Regions from separate parts of the Mus musculus genome. Here regions 2 and 3 are each linked to region 1. The links are chromatin loops, found by intact Hi-C in ENCODE. Cell type or tissue: heart. All regions are shown on one strand.

Region 1 (8,000 bases):
GAACATGAGTTACTTAAGCGCTTCAAGGTCTAGCAATGGCTTCCCAGGGCTTCCCGGATTAGAGGCAGAACCAGACTCCACCCAGGAGCAGGCATCTGAAATGGGCAACTCTCATCATCAGACTCACCTGGGTACCAAATAAGATGCAGCCTAGACATCTACAGGCCTCCCTAACCCCGCTCTCAAGAGGGCCTGGAACCTTACAACCCCAGAGGTGCAGCCTCCCTCCCTCGGCACATATGGAGAGCGGCTCCGATTACCTACTCTTAAAACAAACCGAATAGCACACTATTGGCACTAAAAAGAAGGCCGACTCTATTCTTTCTACCTGCTCTGAGTTTCCTGGCGCTCCGAAGAGAATGGCTCCCTTTCCATTACGGAAGATGCGGTCCCCAGCGCCCCCAAACGTTTTCTAAACGCCAACTGAGACTGAAAGGAGGAGCGAGCCAAAAAGGAAAAACATCTTGGACCCAACCCGCCCACGACATCCAGCCCCTCCCCTCAGGCAAGCCCTCTGCATTTCACCAGATCGGCTACCGGGTGCTGCAAGTGGGAAACCACGGTGAAATATTCTGCACCAAGATTTCTCAATTCGATAGTTCGCCGAACACCCCCGCCCCAACTCAGCACTCTTGGTCCATCAAGTTCTGAACCAAGCTCTCTGCTCCTCCCCCATGGCCACACCCACCCCAGCAGCGGCTTTCCCGAGCAGAACTGGGAACCCTACACAAACCCCACCCACCTTCTGGGCTCACAGACCATTAATTTCGACTCCGAATGCCGGGAGATGACAGTCTTCACTCAATCCCATCACCTGCCACGTGGTTTGAGGGACCACAGATAAGGGCTGAGGACCCCCCCCCCAACCCCCGGCCTCTATAGAGAAAGTTCTGACACCTCCCTGGCCTAGAGCTCCGGCTCGTTCCATTATGAACACACGGGCCTTGAGCTCTAGTCTCCACGACTTGCATGTCTAGAGCTTCTCGGTCGGTCACTTAACTGTTAGCAACAACAACAACGAAAAGAACAGACCCCGGTAACAAAGTAACGGAATTAAGTATTTTTTGCAGTGAACTTGAGAGTTAACTGTTACGAAAGAGTTTCTGTGAGCTCAAAAAAGGAAAAAACAACAACAAAAAAACCCCAACCAACCCTAAATGTTTGTGTTAACACCAAAAATGGAGGGGGGAAGTCGGACTTCGACATCAACTACCAAGAGTCGAGCTGCGAAGCGGTCCCCGGAAACCAGAGAGGCGAGTGACCTCACGCCATCCCAGGTTTCAGGCTCAGGCCGGCCGCCCTGGTACAGGTGCCACCTGCCTGCACACAGCCCAAGAGCAAGTGAGAGTTGGATCAGAAAGGTCAGTGAACGGAGCGCGCCTTCCTAGAGCAAGCGCAGCCCCCTGCGGCCGGGCGCGCCCCCGCCGGCCGGATGGGCTGGGGCTCCCACAAAGAGCCGTGGGGTAGGGAGCGAGGACTGGGACCGCCCCCCGCGTCGGCCAGCGCCGCCGCTGGGTCGGGTTGCGACAAATTAAACCTTAGAGCCCTGGAAAAATTACAGGAAGAAGAGAACGAAGAATGTGCCGAGTGGCTGAAGGGAGCCCTGTCCCCGCGTGAACTTCGCCCGCCCCAGCCGGCCCCTCCCTCGCCAGAGCCCGCCCGGAGGCCTGGGAAGAGGGGTGGCGAGACTCCAGCTCCCCGAGCACCTACGCCCCAAAAGGGAGCGCCGCCTGCCCCCCCCCCCAACCACCTCTAGCGCACCTGCCCGCGCCGCCCGCAGCCCGGATGACGACATCTACCCCCGCGGCCCCGCCCCAAGAGCCTGGGAGGGGGCGTGCCCGATGGGGGCGCGGTCGCCGAGAGGGCGCCGGCTCCAAGCGCCACGGCCAGCGTCACGCGAGGCCAGAGCGCCAGGACAGGGGCGCGGCTGCGATCGCCCTCAGCTCATGGCTCCCCGCCCTCGGCCCCGGCCCCCTCTAGCGCTGGGCCCGAAGCTCTGGGGGCGTGGCCGGTCCCAAGCAGTCCCTAGTCCGCGCGTTCGCGGCGTCCCCGCCGCCCCACTGACCTGTGTGAGTTCTCAGGTGCGCCTTGAGGTGCGAAGATTTCCCGTAAACTTTCTCGCAGCCCGCGTAGTGGCACTTGTGCTTCCTCTGCGGGGACTCGAGGTCCGCGCGGCTCCGGCCTCGCCGACCCCTTTGTCTGAGGCCAGGCTCGCCGCTCCCCGCGGGGCCGGGCTCCTGCTCCAATGCCGCCTCCGGCTCGCTCCACGCGGGGCTGGGGGGCGCGGCCGGCGCGCCTGCTTGTCCCGGGGAGGCGGGCTCTGGGCCGGGTGGCGGCGCAGGGGGCGCAGGCGGCAGGCGGCAGGGGGTCCTCGCCTTGCGCGCAGCGGCCCCTTCTCTGCGTTCCGCGGGGGCGGGCGCCGGCGCCTGCTGGTTGAGGTCCGCTAGGATCCGAGCCACCACGAAAAGCGAGGCGCTGTCCTTGCCGTCGCGGCGCTCGTCAACGCGGGGCAGTGTGGGGGCGGCGGCGGCCGCGCCCTCGGGCCGGGGTTCAGGTCCTTCCCGCGGCTCGTGCACGACTGCGCGGCTGGACATGGACACGAGGCACTCGGCGGCAAAGTGGTCCACATAGGCGGCGGCTGCCATGCTGCGGGCTAGGGCGCGCGGTGCTCTCGCAGGAGTCGTCAGCGGCGCATCCGCACCCACGGCCTCCGGGAGCGGCGGGGGGCGGGGGCGCGGCGCGCCCTCTTCTCCGGCTGGGCTGGGCTGGGCTAGGCTGGGCGCGTAGCCGCTTCTGCCGTCACCCGCGCGGCTCCGCGTCCGCCTGGCCGGGCACTGGAGGGTGAGCGCATGGGGGGCTCCAGTAAGGAGGGTCCGCGTGCGGCGTCAGAGTCGGCCTGTCTTAGGGACGTCGAGCGGAGGCGACGTTAGGCACGACCCCTGCAAGTTGTGGTCGCAGTTCCACCGTGCATTGTGGCAGGCGGGACAGCCTCCGTGCGCGCCGCGGCTCGGTGTGGGCGGACCGGCCCCGGGGGTGGGCGGGGCCGGGGCCACATCTGGACCCGACGTCAGCCCCCAGCCACATCCTGGCGGCGCAGGTTACAGGCGGCAGCGGCCGCAGGGAGCAGCGCGCACGAAGGGGGCGGGGAGCCTGGAGCGCCTCAGGAGGGGCGTGGCCAGTGGTAGACGCGAACTCCATTGGCTCTTGAGTACTTTATGCAGCCAATCCGGTCCTCGAGAGGGTTCTACTGGCCGCGGGACCTGCGCGCGCCAGTGGGCGTGCCCCTGGGCCTGCAAGAGGAGGGGCGGAAATCGGAGCCGGGCGCGCGGCGCGCAGACGCATGACGTCCGAGGGTGGCGGGCCGCTGTGTAGCGGCGCAGGGCTGGGGCGCGTGCCTCCCGCAGCGGGAACCCCGCCGGCCCTTTCCATGCCAGAGCTTTTGTGAGCAGGCAGCAGTGGGTGGCACGAGGATGGCAACACTGAGCAAGACACCCTGTGGTCGCTCCGCCCGCCGGGAGTGCGGGCAAGGTGGCGTATCGGTCCCTATGGGACCTAAGCGGCCGACCTCGCCTATGGGCGGGACATTACCGAGCCTCACCCCACCGCAGCGGAGTTCTCTGGTGGCCGGGTTTGCATTGCCCATCTCCAGCCACCTCCTCACCCCGCTCCTATTGAGCTCCGGTTCTCTACGCAACCTTGGCCCGAGCCTTGTCACCACTGGGGCCGCCCCGCCCCCGCGCGGCCGAACTGCCCTTGAGCCTATGTTAACCTGGCTGATGCAGGACCCACCACTGCCAATGCTGAGGGAGTGAGCTACGTGCTGGGGCTGCGGTCGCGGCTGTTCAGGGAACACGGGGCCCCTTCCTCCCCCTTCCTGCCCCAGGCCTGCTGCCAACTTCTCCAGGCCGCCCCTCTCCCACCGCGGTCCTGGAGGCTTCAAACACCACCAGCTGCGAGGACCCCGCCCAGGGCGCCCCACCCATCCACTGTCTGGGCCTCTGAAGGAAATGCTCCGCTGCGTCCTGCCGGGGCCTTCCAACTAGGCCACCTTGCTCTAAAGTCTAGACACACATTCATGTTCTTTCCTCTCTGAACACTAGGCCATCATCAGAGAGACCCGTAGCTTCCAACTGCCTTTGAACCAATCTTAACACACTCAAAAGACTTTGGCCGCAACTGGCCTCTGACCTGTGAGGGTAGGATCAGCAGCCTCTCCTTTTCATTGTGGATGATACCTTAAAATAAGTCAGCCACCAAGTCAGGGAGACCCGACTGCCGGTTGGTCGACCCCAGTGAGCTAAAGAAGGGTCAGTCACCTCACTACTGGTGAAAATTAAGAACCATGGCTCTGATTTCAAGTTCTTCCCCAAGTTAAATGGGAGCCTAAAATAGAAAAGACTTTGATTTCTGATAATTGAGGAAACTGAACAATTTGGAATTTTCAGTTGTGAAACTTTAGGTTAACGTTTGAACACCCCGAGTGTGAGCACACACCCTGAATTTCCACACCATTGGGCTGCTGTTTTGTGGAGAAGCTGGATCAGGGCTTTGTAGGAGGGTCTCCACTTGGCAGAAAGTAGTCATCTTTGTTCCAGGCAGATTATGTTGATGGCATTTAAGAGACTGTGTCCTGACCAAGTGATGACTCAGATTGCTCCTCTGTTCCCACCACATGCCACAGACAGTCATCTCATTGGGAAAGAGCTGGCCCCTACACTGCCTTTCAGTCCATGCATGTCTTTCTGTCCCTCTGCAGCCAGGGGCATTCTGCAGTACATAAAATACTTTTTGGTTGGGCGTGGTGGCGCACGCCTTTAATCCCAGCACTTGGGAGGCAGAGGCAGGTGGATTTCTGAGTTCAAGGCCAGCCTGGTCTACAAAGGGAGTTCCAGGACAGCCAGAGCTACACAGAGAAACCCTGTCTCGAAAAACCAAAAAAACAAAACAAAAACACAAACAAACAAAAACACTTTTTGGTGGTGTCCTCCACGGTGGACCTTCCTGGGACATACATATTCACTGGACTCCTACATTATAGGTTTCTAGGATAGAACTGCATCAATCAACCCTTCTGACATACCCCATCCAAGCTTTCTTCCTGATGGTCTCCCAAAGGGTTTTCTCCTTTGGATATTATATACAAGAGGCATTACCTTGAGTGGTTTCTTACCAGTTCACTCACCAAGTACAAAATGATTGGGGTCTCAAAATTGAGGCCTTTCTTGTCCCAAACCCAGATAGAAATATCCTAGGGGTACAGCTCTACTCTCCAGTAAATATCTCATAGCTCTAGGTCCATGTTTCTGTGCTAGTAGGATCTTGATAACAATAGTATGGGTAAATGAGATAGGGATGTTTCCTTTTAGCTGGAAAGAAAAGGAGAAACTGAAACAAAACAGATCAGAGTGAACCAAGTGGGAGCAAATGAACCATAAGAGGACTAATGACGGGTGAAGTTTTTTGTGTGACGGTGGTAGTTGTTCCATTTGGAACCTCTGAAACAACCTCAGATATAAGCTAGAAACCTCAACTGTAAGACACGAACATGGACAAGAGCAGAAGAAGCAGCTGCAGCCAGTAAAGCTGAAATGTACCCATAGACCTAAGAAAATGAAAGCCTGAACTAGGAAGGAAAGTTTCCCCACAAGGTTCACAAATGGTGACACTGGATGTGGAAGGGAAAGGGACTTGAACTAAGAATGATGATAAATGATTGTACTAGAGTCTGTTGAGAGATGTTTAGATCGGCTGCCAGCTCCATGTAGCCTCACAGCTTCCTTCCCCTTCCTCTTCCTGAGGAGAGACTGTCTCTATCTAAAGGAGACAGATGAGTCCCCAGCGTCAGAGGCAGTAGTGCGCATGTGCCTACTGATACCTACACACCCCTTTCGGGGATTCCATGGCACAGGGAGCCAGGAGCCTAAAAGAGGCTTTTGGGCTGAGCTAACCAGGCCACAGAGAATGATCAAAACAGTCTGACATCCATAGCTGCTCAAGGATCCAATTAGCACACTACACAGAAGGCCACAGTGAAAGGTGCCACTTGACACAGGACTTCTGATCCATCTCAGTCCTTCCCAGGCAAATAAGAGTGGGCAGCTGAGCTGACATGTCAGGAAACCCTGCATCAGGAAATACAAAGGCACAATAGGGTTGGTTTTTGTTTGGTTTTATTTTTGTTAAGTTGTAGGAAACAAGCCATATAGAGAGAAGTAAACATCAACAATACAGCCAATAATATCAACAGGGAAATGTAAAAGGATACCACAGTCTGCAAAGGGAATGTATGTGTGAAGAAATATTTAGGAGTAAAAGAAAGAGTTCTTGAAGCATTAAAGCAAAGTAGCAAGCATATAAATGACAAAGACTTCAGTGGAAAGACTGAGAGAGAACATTAACCAGAAAGAATCCACAAAAGCATAAAATGGAAAGAGAGAAGAAAATTAGAGAATCAACCAGGGGGCTGGAGAGATGGCTTAGCGGTTAATAGCACTGACTGCTCTTCCAAAGGGACTGAGTTCAAATCCCAGCAACCACATGATGGCTCACAACCATCCATAAGGAGATCTGACTCTCTCTTCTCGAGTGGAGTGACTGAAGACAGCTACAGTGTACTTACATATAATGAATAAATAAATCTTTTTTTAAAAAATGAATCAACCAGAAAGTGCTTTGGTCAGTTAATAGCAACCTTGACATGATGGCTAGAAAAAAAAATCACTGATGAATTAATTAGTCCAAGGGAAGTCTTGACAATCAGAGAACATGTGTTGGGACAGCCATGGAGAGTAAGGGCCTGAGAGAAAATCCCCACACTGTATCTTACCACTCTTGAAATTTCTGAGTATCAGGGAAGGTGACCTGGTGTTAATTGTAGTTCACTTATGAACTGGAGTCAGAATAATGGGCTTCTCACAGCTGGACTAGCTGCTGGGAGCAAAGAAACAGATTTGGGAATGCTAGAGGAAAACTACCATAGCTGTCATGGAGCTAGACAGTGATCCAAACATAACCATCCATCAATAGGGAGGGATACATTGTAGGAAATGTCTCCTTGGGCAGGTAAGTTGCTGTGAGCACTGCAGAGTGTGCCCATGCAAGACTGAGAGTTGTGTGTTGGCAACCCCAAGGGGTATGGTGTGTTTTTACAGTGAAGAGACACAGAAAGCTTGAATTAATACTCTTCATCATAGTTTGGATAACTGTACCCTGTGCATACTATTGATATTGAGTTATGGTGAAGCCCTTGAGGAGATAGAGATCCTAGACATTCTTTTACGTTCATCCTTGATCGCTGCTGCCGTTGGTCCAGGATTGAAATCTCTAAAACTGTGAGCCAGAGTAACCATTCCCTGTTTTTAAAAACCTAACACGCTATTTTACGATGATTTTTTTTTTTTGGGGGGGGGGGTTGGTTTTTTGAGACAGGGTTTCTCTGTATAACCCTGGCTGTCCTGGTAGGAACTACACCAAACTGTAAGAGTAACAGCTATCGGATGCACCTTCATCTGCTTTTGGATGTCCAGCAGAACAGTAAGCTGGTTTGTGCCAATACCCTACGTAAGTAATTCATTTCCCTGTGAACATTGCCATACTTGGCGTATTGGAGGTGATGGGAATCTATTAGGGATTCCCTTTAGGAATCATGGTGATGTGTGTTGTCTATAACTGACAGAAACTTTGCTACACAGCCTGACTGCATTTTTAGATGCAAGAGGTTTCAAAAAGTTCCCTTCCTAGCCTGGCAGTGGTGGTGCATGCCTTTAATCCCAGCACTTGGGGGGGGGGGGGGCACGGAGGAGAGGCAGGCAGATTTCTGAGTTCAAGGCCAGCCTGGTCTACAGAGTGAGTTCTAGGACAACCAGAGTTACACAGAGAAACCCTGTCTTGAAACCCACCCACCCTCAACCCCCCAAAACAGTCTTTTGTTCGGGGAGTGGTGTCCCATACCTTTAATCCCAGCACTCAGGAAGTAGAGGCAGGCAGATTTCTGTGAGTTT
Region 2 (8,000 bases), 140 kb after region 1:
GGTGTCACAGTGCTCCATGTGCTATCACAGTGCTCCACTGTGCTGTCACAGTCCTCCACTTTATTGTCACAGTGCTCCACTGTGGTGTCACTGTGCTCCATTGTGGTGTCACTGTGCTTCATTGTGGTGTCACAGTGCTTCACTTTGGTGTCACAGTGCTCCACTGTGGTGTCACAGTATTCCACTATGAGGTCAAAGTGTTCCACTGTGATGTCACAGTGCTCTACCTTGCTATCACAGTGCTCTACTGTTGTGTCACAATGCTCCACTTTGTTATCACAGTGCTCCACTGTGGTGTCACAGTACTCCATTATTGTGCCAACGGGCTCCATGATGGTGTCACCATGCTCCACTGTGGTGTCAAAGTTCTCCACTGTGGTGTCACAGTATTCCACTATGGGATCAAAGTGTTCCACTGTGATGTCACAGTGCTCTACCTTGCGATCAGTGTGCTCCATGTGCTATCACAGTGCTCTACTGTTGTGTCACCGTGCTCCAATTTCATATCACAGTGCTCCATGTGCTATCACAGTGCTCCACTGTTGTGTCACAGGCTCCACTATGGTGTCACAGTGCTCCACTGTGGTATCAAAGTGCTCCACTGTGGTGTCACAGTGCTCAACTATGGTGTCACAGTGTTCCACTTTGCAGTCACAGTACTCAACTTTGCTATCACAGTGCTCCACTGTGGTGTCACAGAGCTCCACTGTAGTGTCACAGTGGTCCACTTTGCCATCACAGTGCTCTACTCTTTTGTCATCGTGCTCCACTGTGCTGTCACAGTGCTCCACTGTAGTGTAATAGTGCTCTACTGTGGTGTCACCGTGCTCCACTGTGGTATCACAGTGCTCCACTCGGTGTCAGTGTGCTCCACTGTGGTGTCACAGTGCTCCACTGTGGTTCCCCCTTGCAACACTGTGATGTCATCCTGCTCCACTGTGCTGTCAAAAGTTCTCCACTGGGCTGTAACAGTGCTCCACTGTGGTGTCAAAGTGCTTTACAGTGGTTTCACAGTGCTCCACTTTGCTATCACGGTGCTCCACGGTAGTGTCCCAATGCTCCACTTTGTGATGACAGTACTCTACTTTCCTGTCACAGTGCTCCACTGTGGTGTCACAGACTTCCACTGTGGTGTCACAGTGTTCAACTTTGCTGTCACAGTGCTCTACTGTGGTGCCACAATGCTCTACTTTCCTTTCACAGTGCTCCACTGTGGTGTCACAGACCTCCACTGTGGTGTCAGTGTTCCAATTTGCTGTCACAGTGCTCTACTGTTGTGTCACAATGCTCTACTTTCCTATCACAGTGCTCCAATGTGGTGTCAGAGTGCTCCATTTTGCTATCACAGTGCTCCACTGTGGTGTCACAGAGCTCCACCGTAGTGTCACAGTGCTCCACTTTGCTATGGCAGTGCTCCACTGTGCTGTCATAGTGTTCCACTTTGCATTCACAGTGCTCCACTGTACTGTCACAGTGCTCCACTTTGCAATCACAGTGCTCCACTGTGCTGCCACCGTGCCCCACTAAGGTGACACAGTGTTCAACTTTGCTGTCACAGTACTCCACTGTGGTGTCACAGTGCTCCACGGAGGTATCACCGTTCTCCACTTTGGTGTCTAAGTGCTCCACTATGGTCTCACAGTGCTCCATGTGCTATCACAATGCTCCACTGTTGTGTCACAGTGCTCCCCATTGCTATCACAGTTGTTCACTGTGGTGTCACAATGTTCCACTGTGGTGTCACAGTGCTCCAGTGTGGTGTGACCTTGCTCTACTGTCATATCACAGTGCTCCATGTGGTATCACAGTGCTTTACTGTTGTGTCACACTGCTCCACTTTGGTATCAGAGTGCTCCACTTTGCTATAACAGTGCTCCACATTGGTGTCACAGTACTCCACTGTGGTGTCACAGTGCTCCACTGTGGTGTTACGGTGCTCCAATTTCCTGTCACAGTGCTCCATGTGCAATCACAGTGCTACACTGTTGTGTCTAAAGCTCCACTGTGGTGTCAGAGTGCTCCACTCTGGTGTGACAGTGCTCTACTGTGGTGTCTCAGTGCTCCACCGTGGTATCACAGTGCTCCACTGTGGTGTCTCTGTGCTCCACTGTGGTGTCACTGTGCAACACTCTGGTGTCACCCTGCTCCAATGTGCTGTGAAAGTGCTGAACTTTGCTGTCACAATTCTTCACTGTGGTGTCACAGTGCTTTATTGTGGTTTCAGAGTGCTCCACTTTGCTATCACAGTGCTCCATGGTAGTGTCCCAACGCTCCACTTTGCTATCACAGTACTCTACTTTCCTGTCACAGTGCTCCACTCTGGTGTGACAGTGTTCCACTTGGCTGTCACAGTGCTCCACTGTGGTGTCACAGAGCTCCAGTAGTGTCACAGTGGTCCACTTTACTATCAAAGTGCTCCACTGTGCTGTCACAGTGTTCCACTTTGCAGTCACAGTGCTCCACTTTGCTATCACAGTGCTCTGCTCTTTTTTCACTGTGCTCCACTGTGCTGTCACAGTGCACCACTGTGGTTCCCCCTTGCAACACTGTGATGTCACCCTGCTCCATTGTGCTGTCAAAATACTCCACTTTGCTGTAACAGTGCTCCACTGTGGTGTCAGAGTGCTCTACAGTGGTTTCACAGTGCTCCTCTTTGCTATCACAGTGCTCCACAGTTGTGTCCCAAAGCTCCACTTTGCTATCACAGTACTCTACTGTCCTGTCACAGTGCTCTTCTGTCCTGTCAAAGTGCTCCACTGTGGTGTCACAGTTTTCCACTTTGCTGTCACAGCGCTCTACTGTGCTGTCACAATGCTCTACTTTCCTATCACATTGCTCCACTGTGGTGTCACAAAACTCCACTCTGGTGTCACAGTTTTCCACTTTGCTGTCACAGTGCTCTACTGTGGTTTCACAATGCTCTACTTTCCTATCACAGTGTGCCAATGTGGTGTCACAGTGCTCCACTTAGCTATCACAGTCCTCCATTGTGGTGTCAGAGAGCTCTATTGTAGTGTCACAGTGCTCCACTGTGCTGTCACCATTCTCCACTGTGCAGTCAATGTGCTGCACTGTGTTGTCATAGTGCTCCACTGTGGTGTAAGAGTGCTCTACTGTGGTGTCACAGTGTTTGCTTTTGCTGTCAAGTATTCCATTGTGGTGTGACAGTGCTCCACTGAGGTGTCACAATGTTCGACTTTGCTGTCACAGTACTCCTCTGTGGTGTGACAGTGCTCCACTGAGGTGTCACCATTCTCCACTTTGGTGTCAAAGTGCTCCAATAAGGTCTCACAGTGCTCCACTATGGTCTCATAGTGCTCCATGTGCTATCACAATACTCCACTGTTGTGTCACAGTGCTCCAATTTGCTATCACAGTGGTCCACTGTGGTGTCACAGTGCTCTAGTGGTGTGACCTTGCTCTACTGTGGTATCACAGTATACCATTTTGCTATAACAGTGCACCACATTGGTGTCACAGTACTCCACTGTGGTGTCACAGTGCTCCCCTGTGGTGTTACGGTGCTCCAATTTCCTGTCACAGTGCTCCATGTGCAATCACAGTGCTCCCCTGTTGTTTCAAAAGCTCCACTGTGGTGTCACAGTGCTCTACTGTGGTTTCTCGGTGCTCCAGTGTGGTATCACAGTGCTCCACTGTGGTGTCTCTGTGCTCCACTGTGGCGTCACTGTGCAACGCTGTGGTGTCACCCTGCTCCAATGTGTTGTGAAAGTGCTGAACTTTGCTGTCACAATTCTCCACTGTGGTGTCACAGTGCTTTATTGTGGTTTCATATTGCTCCACTTTGCTATCACAGTACTCTACTTTCCTGTCACAGTACTCCACTCTGGTGTGACAGTGTTCCACTTTGCTGTCACATGCTCTTTTGTGGTGTCACAATGCTCTACTTTCCTTTCACAGTGCTCCACTGTGGTGTCACAGACCTCCACTGTGGTGTCAGTGTTCCACTTTGCTGTCACAGTGCTCTACTGTTGTGTCACAATGCTCTACTTTCCTATCATAGTGCATCAATGTGGTGTCACAGTACTCCATTTTGCTATCACAGTGCTCCAATATGGTGTCACAATTCTGCACTGTGGTATCACAGTGCTAAACTGTGGTGTCACAGTGTTCCACTTTGCTTCCACAGTGCTCCACTTTGCTATCACAGTGCTACACAGTAGTGTCCCAATGCTCCACTTTGCTATCACATTACTCTTCTTTCCTTTCACATTGCTACACTGTGGTCTCACAGTGTTCCATTGCGATGTCACAGTACTCCAAAGTGGTGTCACAGTTTTCCGCTTTCCTGTCATACTGCTCAACTGTGGTGTCACTGTGCTCTACTTTCCTACCACAGTATTCGACTGTGGTGTCACAGTGCTCCCCTGTGGTGTCACAGTGATCAACTATGGTGTCAAAGAGCTGTACTGTGGTGTCAGAGTGCTCCACTTCGATCTCACAGTGCTCTACTGTGGTGTCACCATGCTCCTCTCTGCTATCACAGTGCTCCATGTGTTATGACAATGCTCCACTGTTGTGTCACAATGCTTCACTTTGTTATCACACTGCTCCACAGTGGTGTCACAGTGCTGAACTTTGCTGACAGAGTGTTAGACTGTGATTTCACAGTGCTCCACCTTGCTATCATATTGCTCCATGTACTAACAAAGGGTTCTACTGTTTTGTCACAGTACTCCACTTTGCTATCACAGTGCTCCATTTTGCTATAAGAGCACTCCACTGTGGTGTCAACGGGCTCCAACGTGGTGTCACAGTGCTCAACTTTGCTGTCACAGTATTCCACATTGGTGTCACAGTACTCCACTGTGGTGTCAACGGGTTCCACAGTGCTGTCACAGTGCTCCACTGTGGTGTCAACCGGCTCCTCTGTGGTGTCACAGTGCTCCACTGTGGTGTGAACCGGCTCCACTGTGGTGTCCCCGTGCTCCACTGTGGTGTTACGGTGCTCCAATTTCCTGTCACAGTGCTCCATGTGCAATCACAGTACTCCACTGTTGTGTCAAAAGCTCCACTGTGGTGTCAGAGTGCTCCACTGTGGTGTCACAGTGCTCTACTCTGGTCTCGGTGCTCCACTGTGGTATCATAGTGCTCCACTGTGGTGTCACTGTGCAACACTGTGGTCTCACCCTGCTCCAATGTGCTGTGAAAGTGCTGAACTTTGCTGTCACAATTCTCCACTGTGGTGTCACAGTGCTTATTGTGGTTTCAGATTGCGCCACTTTGCTATCACAGTACTCTACTTTCCTGTCACAGTGTTCCACTTTGTTGTCACAGTGCTTCACTGTGCTGTCACAGTGCTCCACTATGGTGTCACAGTATTCCTCTGTAGTGTCACAGTGCTCCAATGTGCTGTCATAGTGCCCCTCTGTGCTGTCACAGTGCTCCACTGTTGAGTCACAGTGCTCCAGTGAGGGGTCACAGTGTTGCACTGTGATGATACTGTGCTCCACTGTGCTGTCTCACTGCTCCACTGTGCTTTCAGAGTGCTGCACTTCGGTGTCATTGTTCTCCACTGTGGTGTCACAGTGTTCCTCTGTAGTGTCACAGTGCTCCAGTGTGCTGTCACAGTGCTCCACTGTGGTGTCACAGTACTCCACTGTGCTGTCACAGTGCTCCACTGTGGTGTCACAGTGTTCCACTATTTTTTCACAGTGCTCCACTGTGGTTTCACAGTGCTCAACTGTGGTGTCAATGTGTTCCAATTTGCAGTCACAGTGATCCAATGTGTTGTCACAGTGCTCCACATTGCTATCACAGTTCTCTGTGTTGTCACAGAGCTCCAGTGCTCCACTTTGCTATCGCAGTGCTCCACTGTGCCGTCATAGTGTTCCATTTTGCAGTCACAGTGCTCCACTGTAGTGTCACAGTTGTTCACTTTGCTATCACAGTGCTCTATTGATTTGTCACCATGCTCAACTGTGCTGTCACAACACTGCACTATGGTGTCATAATTCTCTACTGTGGTGTCACCGTGGTCCACTGTGGTATCACAATGCTCCACTGTGGTGTCAGTGTGCTCCACTGTGGTGTCACAGTCCTACACTGTGGTGACCCTTGCAACACTGTGGTGTCACCCTGCTCCACTCTGCTGTCAAAGTTCTCCACTTTGCTGTCACAGTGCTCCACTGTGGTGTCAAAGTGTTCTACTGTGGTTTTACAGTGCTTCACTTTGCTATCACAGTGCTCCACGGTAGTGTCCCAATGCTCCAATTTGCTATCACAGTGCTCTACTTACCTTTCACGGTGCTCCACTCTGGTGTCACAATGCTCCACTGTGGTGTCACAGTCCTCCACTGTGGTCTCACAGTGTTCCAATTTGCAGTAACAGTGCTCCACTGTGGTGTCACAGTGCTCCCCTGTGGTGTGACCCAACTCCACTGTGGTGTCACCGGGCTCCACTTGGTGTCACCGTGCTCCACTATGGTGTCACCATACTCCACTGTGGTGTTACTGTGCTCCAATTTCCTGTCGAAGTGCTACATGTGCAGTCACAGTGCTCCACTGTTGTGTCCAAAGCTCCACTGTGGTGTCACAGTGCTCTACTGTGGTGTCACCGGGCTCCACTTGGTGTCACCGTGCTCCACTATGGTGTCACCATACTCCACTGTGGTGTTACTGTGCTCCAATTTCCTGTCGGAGTGCTACATGTGCAGTCACAGTGCTCCACTGTTGTGTCCAAAGCTCCACTGTGGTGTCACAGTGCTCCACTGTGGTGTCTCTGTGCTCCACTGTGCTGTTATTGTGCAACACTGTGGTGTCACCCTGCTCCAATGTGCTGTGAAAGTGCTGAACTTTGCTGTCACAATTCTCCACTGTGCTGTCACAGTGCTTTATTGTGGTTTCAGTTTGCTCCACTTTGCTATCACAGTACTCTACTTTCCTGTCACAGTGCTCCACTGTGGTGTCACAGTGTTCCACTTGGCTATCACAGTGCTCCACTGTGGTGTCACTATGCTCTACTGTTTTGTCACCGTGCTCCACTGTGCTGTAACAGTGCTCCACTGTGGTGTCACAGTGCTCTACTGTGGTGTCACCATGCTCCACTGTGGTGTCACAGTGTTCCACTTTGCTGTCACAGTGCTCTACTGTGATGTCACACTGCTCTACTTTCCTTTCACAATGCTCCACTATGGTGTTACAGACCTCCACTGTGGTGTCACAGTGTTCCACTTTGCTATCACAGTGCTCTAATGTGGTGTTACAGTGCTACACTATGGTGTCACAGTGCTACACTGTGGTGCCACACTGCTCCACCTTGGTGTCACAGTGTTCCACTTTCTTGTCACAGTACTCTACTGTAGTGTCAGAGTGCTCTGCTGAGGTGTCACCATCCTCTTTTTGGTGTCACAATGCTCCAGTGTGGTCTCACAGTGCTCCACTGTGGTGTCACCGTGCTCCACTTTGCTATCACAGTGCTCCATGTGCTATGACAATGCTACACTCTTGTGTCATAATGCTCCACTTTTCTATCACACTGCTCCACAGTGGTGTCACAGTGCTGAACTTTGCTGTCAGAGTGTTCCTCTGTGATGTCATAGTGCTCCATGTGCTATCACACTACTCTACTGTTGTGTCAGACTGCTCCAATTTGCTATTACAGTGCTCCACTTTGCTATAACAGTGCTCCACATTGTTGTCACAGTACTACACTGCTGTCAGAGTGCTCCACTGTGGTGTCACTGTGCTCCACTATGGTGTCACATTGTTCTAATTTCTTATCACAGTGCTCCTTTTTGCTATCACAGTGCTCCACTGTGGTGTCAACGGGCTCCACTGTGGTTTCACAGTGCTTCACTTTGCTGTCACAGTGCCCCACTGTGGTGTCACCTTACTCTACTGTGGTATCAAAGTGCTCCACTGTGATGTCACCATGCTCCATGTGCTAACACAGTGCTCTACGGTTATGTCAAATGCTCCACTTTGCTGTCACAGTGCTCCACTGTGGTGTCACAGGGCTCTACTGTGATTTCACAGTGCTC
Region 3 (8,000 bases), 220 kb after region 1:
TTGAACTGCACTGACTGAATGGTGGCAGGGAGTGGAATGGGTTAGGGAGTGCACAGCCAGCACTCCTTGGTAGGTATGTGCTGGGAAGATCCTCTTCCTAGTCTTCTAAGCCAGACTTCTAAAGGCTGTGGCTCTACCTTCTGAACCCCCACAGCCAAGCAGTTCTCTTGGGGCAAGAAGCCACACCCAGGGAGGAGAAAGTTGGATCTTGGGTTACATGGTTGGCAAGTTAGCTTTTACTTACCTCTAGCCTTGTCTGTCTGTATTGTGTGCTCATTTTCTTTTTCTATGCCAGTGGGGCTCCTTCTCTATGTTCTGTGAGCCTTGTTTTTTCTCCTCTGTACATTAGCTGATACAAACACCCAAGGAAGTCATCTTGAGAGGGTGACACATAGGTGCACTAGAATAGACCTAGGAGAACTGCTGGATTGATTTGCTGTGTACCACTACCCTTCCCCTATTCCACACAGCAGCAGAGAAGACCTGTGTCCTGTCCTAGTCTGTGTTTTTAAGAGGGAAGACCATACCCCTGAAATATGATGGACAGATCCCTCACGTGGAACACAGAATGGATCTGAGATGGACACGGGGCACACACAACAAGGTATACTGTTTTGTTACCCAGTTCATGGGAGAAAGCATCCCCATTGGCTTCTAGGAGGGAGCTTCCATCTACCCAGTCTAGGCCTAAAAACTCAGCCTACTGATATATGAATGCCATGGGAAGCTGGCCTCAGTCTTTGCCAGTCAGATTTTGTCAACTTGACACAAGTGTTATTTGGGAAGAGAAACCTCAGTTGAGAAATTACCTCCCTCAGGTTGCCTGTAGGCAAGTCTGTAGGGTGTTTTCATGACTATTGATTGATGTGGGCAAGCTCAGCCCACAGTAGTGTTTGTGGAGTCACACTTGGGGGCAGGTGGTCCTGGGGTGTATAAGAAAGCAGGATGAGCAAGCTATGAGCAACCAAGCCTGTAAGCAGCATCCCTCCATGGCTTCTGTACCTCTATGGCTTGAGTACCTGCCCTGACTTCCCTCAGTGATGACCTGAGAGTGGTAAGTTGAAATAAACCATTTCTTTCCCAACCTGCTTTTCATCATGGTATTTTATCTGCACCATAGAAACATTAAGACATAGCCCAACAAGGGGCCTTGGGCACCAGTGCTGAAGGTTCTCACATTTCACCTTGCTGGATCCCCAAATCCTCATCATGTGCCCACCCCAAACCCTCTGCAGTCACCACTTTCTCAAAGTAGATTTTACTTCCAATTGCCATTTGCTAAATCTGCCTCCTAAAAACCTTGCGGGGGGAGTAGGGATTAAGGCTGATTACAGATGTTACAGAAGCTATGTAGTCTCTGAGCACTGGGTGGGAGTCCAGCCGGAGGGTGAGAAGCAGTCCAGCTCCTTCTGAGCTGACTGAGCCATCAATATCATCTCAAACTCTGAGCCCTGCTGTCCAGTCTCATAAAGAGGACTCTCTTACCTCAGCTGACCAGGGCCTCCCATGCAGCAGGCTGGACCTCACAGGGAATGCAGAAGCACCCATGGGGTCCATGAGGAAGATGAGCAGCTCCTTCAAGCGTGGTTCAATCAAGAGCTCCACATCAGGGTCCCAGAAGGTGAGTGAGCTTTGTTTGAGGCCCAAGGGCAGATGGATAGCAAGGTCAAGGGACATGGGTCTCTACTCTGTTTGATTGCTGCTCCAGTGGGCTCTCGTCTTCCAGGTGTATGTGTGTGTGTGTGTTATGTATATATACTTTCTACTGCATCAAACTCCTTTCTTAGGGGGTGACTCCACATTTCATGCCTCTATGTCCCATGTCTGATGTCTTCATTCTCTCACTTTCAGGATGTTGTACTGGTAGCCGTGGCCAGTATCCTCACGGCTCTGAGCCATGACATCCCTTGTCTCCACACGGGGCACTGTGAAAGGGTTCTTATGTGGCTTGCTTGTCCTTGCTTTGCTCTGTTCCAGATTTATAGAATTACTGAGGGGACTTAGAGGTATACTGCTGCTTCTAGAAGACGTGAGGGTGGCCCTGAGTGAGCCCTGCGTTTGGTATAGGTTTCTGTGGCCTCTGAGCAGGCTGAGTGGACGTCCCATTCTGTTAAAGGCCACTTACTGTGTTAGGGTCACTTGTCTTCTGCACCTGGTCTGTCTAAGGCAACAAAAAACTAGCCTAGGAGTAGGTGGCCTTCAGTACCCTGGGCTGCAAGAATGGGTCCTTTGGACCCAGGTTACCATGGCCCATACAACTGGAGACCTGATTAAGAAAATCAGACACAAGTTAACTGTAAAGTTAGGATCTTGTGGGCTATGCCCTCGGATGGAGACACACTATGTGCTTGGTTACTCAGTGTGTTTGTTACATACAAAGTAAATGAGGAGGCAGGTCAGCTAGTGTGTGTTTATTATATACGGTATGAACAAGGAGACTAGCCAGCTAATGTGTGTTTATTATATATAGTATGGACAAGGAGGCTGGTCAGCTAATCTTGGTAGATGGTCTCTATAGAGAAACGGCCTCAGGGGATTTGACCATGAAGTAATCTGGGATGAAAAAGCTCTGTACAGTTTGCACTACTCACTACTGTTTTTTAGCTAAATGTCACCCATTCTTCAACATCCATCCTTGCACCAGGGAAAGGCCTTGCCATCCTATGAATCTGAGGCACTGGTGTTCTTGACATGGTCATGCTCATGACGTGAATGCTCATTCAACAAGTATACACTCTCTTCCCACAGTAGGTGGCCTGATAGGTCATCTTACTCAGCTGCCCTCAGGTAGAGCCCAAGGAGGAGGTAGAGGCTCCTTCCAAGACACTGCCCCTACAGAGGGTGAAGGAGGCAGGAAGGAGAGGGTGTGAACAGAAGGGTGCACCACTGCAGTAGCTCTTTCTGACATTCCAGCCAGTGCCCTGGTCAGTGTTGGGGACAGAAGCCAGGACAGCAGCGCGATCCAGGTGAGTGCCTCAGGGAAGGTATTCCCTCAGGCAGGACACTGGGTCATCTTAGGAGCTGACCAGGCGGTTGATCTCATAGCACAGAAACAGCTAGGCATTTATCCATCCAGTTGTTTCCTAGCGTCTGATGTCCTAGGAACCTGAAAACACACACAAAGTCAATAGGAAATGGTTTATTTTTAAAGGCTTTTTACAAGTTTCAAGAAGATCCATCCCCAGGGGCTCCTTGTGGGTGGTAGAAGGTACAGCTCTGTTCTCCCAGGTGTGTGAGAGTTAGCAGTCTTTCTGTAGAGCCCGCACGCCCACGGGTGTCCTGTAAATTAGTATTCACAAATCTACCGCCACACTTGGCAGGAACGCGACATTCACATGCCTCTAGCTGTGCCACTGCGCATGACCCTCCTTCCCAGAACACAGCCGCTCCCACTGCTAACTGATAAGCTCCGGAAAGGAAGCAGGCTGTGCTGTTCTGGAATTCCATGTCTCTGTTGCCCTCTGCCGGGTGCTTACCCTAGTGAAGTAGCAGAGTCTGGGTGTGGGGAACTCAGCAGATGGGAGGAACACACTGAGTGTGGTCAGCATTGAAAACTAGCACTTCTCTCTCCTTTCTGTTCCCCCTCCTCCTCTTCCCTCTCTGTCCCGCTGTCTCTCTCTCTCTTTCACTCTCTCTCTCTCTCTCTCTCTTTCACTCTCTCTCTCTTTCTCTCTCTCTCTCTTCCTTTTACTCCCTCCTCCCCCCATCCTCCAGGACTACACATTTGATTCTACTTCAAATTTAAGAGGGTGTCCCTCCCCTTCCAAGGTGAACTCATCCCATGGCAATTTATGACCCCCCCTCCCCCAAATCCTAATTCTCCAAGTCCTCACTGCCAGATCCGGTCCCTGGCACCTCTCCCCCAAATCCCGAGTCTCCAAGCCCTCCTTGCCAGAACCAGACCTAGTTAAAGGCTCAGTGTAGCCCCGGGCATGATCATGACACTCCTCAGGCCAAGAATGAGATCACCGAAGGGAGAAGGAAGGATGGTTCTTCCATCTGTTTCTGTTACACTGTGTAGGAGTGTTACTCTGTAGCCCAGGCTGGTCTTGAACTTACAGCAATCCCCCTGCCTCAGTCCCCCCTTCCCCCTCAGGCTTAGATTACAGGGGTGAGCCACTTAATCTGTAAGGGGATAGTGAGAAACAAGTTCCCAAAGTATGCATGTTCCTTTGTTTTTGTAAACACTTGAGATTCCTTTGTCCTTAGGAACTTGGTGCTCTTCCAAGGGTGATCCTGCCTGGCCCTCTGTTGTCAAAGACACTTTTGGCCTTTGGCCTGGCTGGTCAGCTTTTCCTGTTAGGCAGCTCCTCACTTGGCCTTAACACCACCCCCACCCCAAAAAATCCCAATATCCAGCCAAGGGAATTGAATCAGTGACTGAAGGGCAGCTACCTCTATGCAGGAGGCCCAGCCTTCCGCAGCTGTAGGAAAAGCTGCCAGGTGGCCATGTGGAACATGAAAACCCTGTCTACATTTTAATTTGCTAAACGATACAGATAAAATTTGGAATTGAAAATGGAGGTCTTGAACATATTAAATGGTAGCACAGCCTGGTAAACTGTACCTTAGATCCCCTTAGAAAATTCCAGCACAGGTCCTGAAGGACATACACAAAAATGCTTATCTCAGCATTCCACGTTGCTGCAAATAAGAGTGCCCTGGAGCTCACTGGCAAGGGTGTGCTGGGATCCCTGCAGCTCTGAACAATGGACTACTATACAGTACTTAAAATATCAACACAGATAAATTCTGGAACATATGTTATCAAAACAATAAGCTTCTCATAAAATCTCCAAAACACACAAGGAAATTCTAAAAATGACATGTCCTTTTAGGATAGAGGTGGTTAGCTCTGTCTGTAATCTTTCTTTCTTCATGTGCTAGATGCAATCATTTTTCCTTTTCTTGGCCTCTGTGGTGGTTTGAACAGATTTGGCCCCCATAGATTCATGTGTTTGACTGCTTGGCCCACAGGGATTGGCACTACTGCTAGGAGGTGTGGCCTTGTTGGAGGGGCTGTGTCACTGTGAAGGTGGGCTTTGGGGTCTCAGTCCTAAGCTCCACCCAGTGTGGAATTCGAGTCTCTTCCTGGCTGCCTTCAAATCGAGATGAAGATCTTTTGGCTCCTCCAGCACTATGTCTGCCTGAACGCTGCCATGCCTCCTACCGTGATGATAATGGACTGAACCTCCGTAACTGTAAGCTGGCCCCAGTCAAACATTATTGGTAAGACTTGCGTTGGTCATGTAGTCCCTTCACAGCAATGAAACCCTAAAACAGCCTCCTTCCTTTTTTTACACGGCTCACCTGTCTGTCAGCCTTTCTTATGATTTTGAAATCAAAGCGGTGCTTTCACAATTGAGAATTGGTTTCATCCTTCTCGAAGAAGCCCAGGTGCAGCAAGGAGTGCCCTGCCTGCCTCTAATCTCAGAGAAAGAATTCTACAGCGCTGGCTTTTACCAGCAGCTCTCTTGCCTCCTCAGCCCAGAAGCTGCACACAGGGGCCGAGCCAAACTGGCCTGCCCTCTGTATCCCACCACCCTCTGTAGCAGCTGCAGCCGAAGACATATCTCAGATCAAGGGATCAGGAGCTGTGAACTCGGGAACCACTCTGGGGAGCTAGACTTGGTTCTGTGGAGTGCGCTACACTTTTCAGAGAGCATGGCTGTTATCTGGGGGGATCCCAGTAGATTTTCATGTTAAGTCGCCACCCAAAGTCACTGTGAAATGATCAATACCCCCCCCCCAAAGAAAATGTTCAAATTTCAGAACCAACAAACTGAACAGAACATGAGGAGGAGGCAGGTTGTTGAAGAAGCCCAGGGTCCACCTCAGACGCAGTATGTGAGTGAGTCTCTGCTCAGAGGCTCTGAAAGATTCAGGAGAACCCCTGTGGCCCTGATGCAGCAGTCTTCAAAAAGCAGCAAGCTCATTGTGTTGAGGCAAAGAACACGCATGCGTCCTTCTCTAAGCCGTGCTGCCATTTCCTTGGGGGCTGAGGCAGGGGTGGCACTTTAGAGATCAGAATACTTTGGGCTGGCAGAGACTTCTGAAAATCCTCTTTTTCTCCTACCCTACCTTAAAGCCATCAGACATACCTGGCTTCCTCCGGCATAGTCATAGATGGACTGGTACATAAGTTTGGGGCTCTGCAACTGTGCCCCACACTGCTGGCAACCCTGTCCCCAAGAGCCAGAGAGAGTCATAGCCTGGCAGGAGCCTTCCCCAGGCCTCTGGCTCCACCCTGTCTTCCTCCTCCTTTGCCTCTGGGATTCAGAGATGATTGGAGCAATTCCAAGGCAGCGTCTTGCCAGGCCTTCCCAGCCTCTGTGGGGTCTCGCACCTGCTCACATCCCCACAGGTCCCTCCCACGCAGAGCTGAGATGTATGTAGGTCGGATGACTCTAGGTTGCCATAGCACCCCACACATAGCGCGTTCACATCAAGGGTCTGACCACCCCTGTCTGCAGATGTGCTGAGGGTGCTGCTGTGTGATTACAGGAAAGCTACTGAACCTCTCTGGGCCTAACGTCCTCATTAATAAAGTGAGGAAGACATCATTGAAGATGTCTTCAGTTTCCACCCGTGTTAAGCCACTAGACTAACTACTCTTGTAACAAGTGTAGACTGAATGTTTACAACACCGACTCAAAAGCAAAAGCAAAACTAAACACAAAAACTTGTTGTAGTGAGAGAGTTGTTTGTAGCTTGTTCTTTGTTAATTTTTTTTCTGTAAACCCATTGTAGTGTTTGGACAAAGGCTGGCCTTTTATAAATGCACGCCTCCTTTCTCTCACAAGCCTTTGCCAGCATTGTAGTGTGTCCAGCAGTATCCCTGGAACTGGGGTCTAGAATGTCAAGACAGAAAACAGCACCACACCCAGCGGGGGTGGGCTTCCTAGTGCTATCAGCTATGCAGTCAGTAAGTGCTGTGGAGAAGGACAGGGGAGAGACTTTGGGCATCAGGGTAGGGGGTTCACTGAGGCTGACAAAGGAAGCCATGCAGACACCCACAGGAAGAGCAGCAGGCGGCAGGGAACAGTCAGTGCACAGGCTAGGGAGTTTGAGGACACTTGGGGCAGAGGGGAATGGAGGTGTGTGTGAGGGATGCATAAAGGGAGAATCTGTGCCAGGACCCGCTGGCTCTCTGGCCCACAAGGCAGGCTTCATTCGCAGTTGTCTTTGACCTTTGATAGATCATTGACCCAAGAGTAAAGGGTGTATGCAGGGAAAGGCCACCTTGGGATTTAACCTTTGAGCCAGTTGAGGTGGCACCAAGGCTGTCTTTAGAAGCAGTTGGACTTGAGCTGTGAGATTGGTGGCTGTGGGGGGAGGGGCAAGGAGAGGGGGAGGGAAGCTGTGCATCACAGCTGGAGGCAATGCCCCCAGAGCACTGAAGGCTGCAAACAACCCAGCATTAGAAACAGCCTGCCCTGTGTATTTAAGGCCACAGACAAAAACTCCTGTTTGTAGAAGCTGCTGGGAGATTTGCAGTCATGTGGTATCCCAGGCCACCCGTGCCTCCTGCTGCCTTGGGGACACCAGGGAGCTCTGGATGCTCTTCCCACCCCCACCCGGCCACCCATCCAAAGGAAGCAGAGCCCCTCCCTGCCTAAGAAAGGGTTGGCCACACCCCTTCCCATCAGTCTGAAAGTGTATGTATGCACAAGGGATCTGTTGGCAGAGCAACTTGGTCTTGGCTAATACAGAACTAAAGTCAGCTCAATTTTTCAACTTCATTACTGTCCTACTTCAGCCAGTTTGGACTGACACCACCACCACCCCCTCTCTTGTGTATGTGTGTGTGTGTGTGTGTGTGTGTGTGTGAGTGTGTGAGACTGACACATGCATATTACATTTCCCATATATGAGTGCAGGTAGTGTGTGTAAAGTTCAGAGGACAGCCCCAGGTGTTACTCCATGCCTTCCACATGTGACAGACAGGCTACCTGGAGCCCGGAATTGACCCTTCTCCACTTTCCCTCTCTCTGGGTGGA

What was found. Hi-C counts contacts between places; a loop is a spot of excess contacts. Peaks named below come from ENCODE experiments on the same cell type or tissue, not always from the same donor. Only the 100,000 strongest peaks of a DNase experiment are listed, where the experiment ranks them.
Region 2: it touches region 1 in a loop (5-fold over the local background); 11 of 42 quality-filtered maps call a loop at or near these places.
Region 3: a loop joins it to region 1, with 4 times the contacts of the local background. A loop is called at or near these places in 19 of 42 quality-filtered maps.

The regions. Positions count from the first base shown.
Region 1 is chr7:63,935,902-63,943,901 of GRCm38, forward strand. It overlaps Klf13 (Kruppel-like factor 13), which reads right to left and starts at 3,014. Exons shown (of 2, transcript NM_021366.3): 1 at 2,066-3,014. The coding sequence starts at 2,645. In heart, CTCF peaks have their summits at 410, 1,396 and 3,733; DNase peaks (open chromatin) are centred at 590, 1,870, 3,190, 3,790 and 2 weaker places; H3K4me3 peaks cover 4,422 bases; H3K27ac peaks cover 4,740 bases.
Region 2 is chr7:64,073,404-64,081,403 of GRCm38, forward strand. No RefSeq gene overlaps it. Among named protein-coding and RNA genes, the nearest start is that of Gm20670, 20 kb to the left of the region's middle. In heart, a CTCF peak has its summit at 4,393; no DNase peak of the experiment used is centred here.
Region 3 is chr7:64,152,486-64,160,485 of GRCm38, forward strand. It overlaps Trpm1 (transient receptor potential cation channel, subfamily M, member 1), which reads left to right and starts at 1,350. Exons shown (of 27, transcript NM_001039104.2): 1 at 1,350-1,621. The coding sequence starts at 1,547. In heart, a CTCF peak has its summit at 3,458 (motif pointing left); DNase peaks (open chromatin) are centred at 3,406, 3,886, 4,286, 6,896 and 4 weaker places; H3K4me3 peaks cover 719 bases; H3K27ac peaks cover 1,331 bases.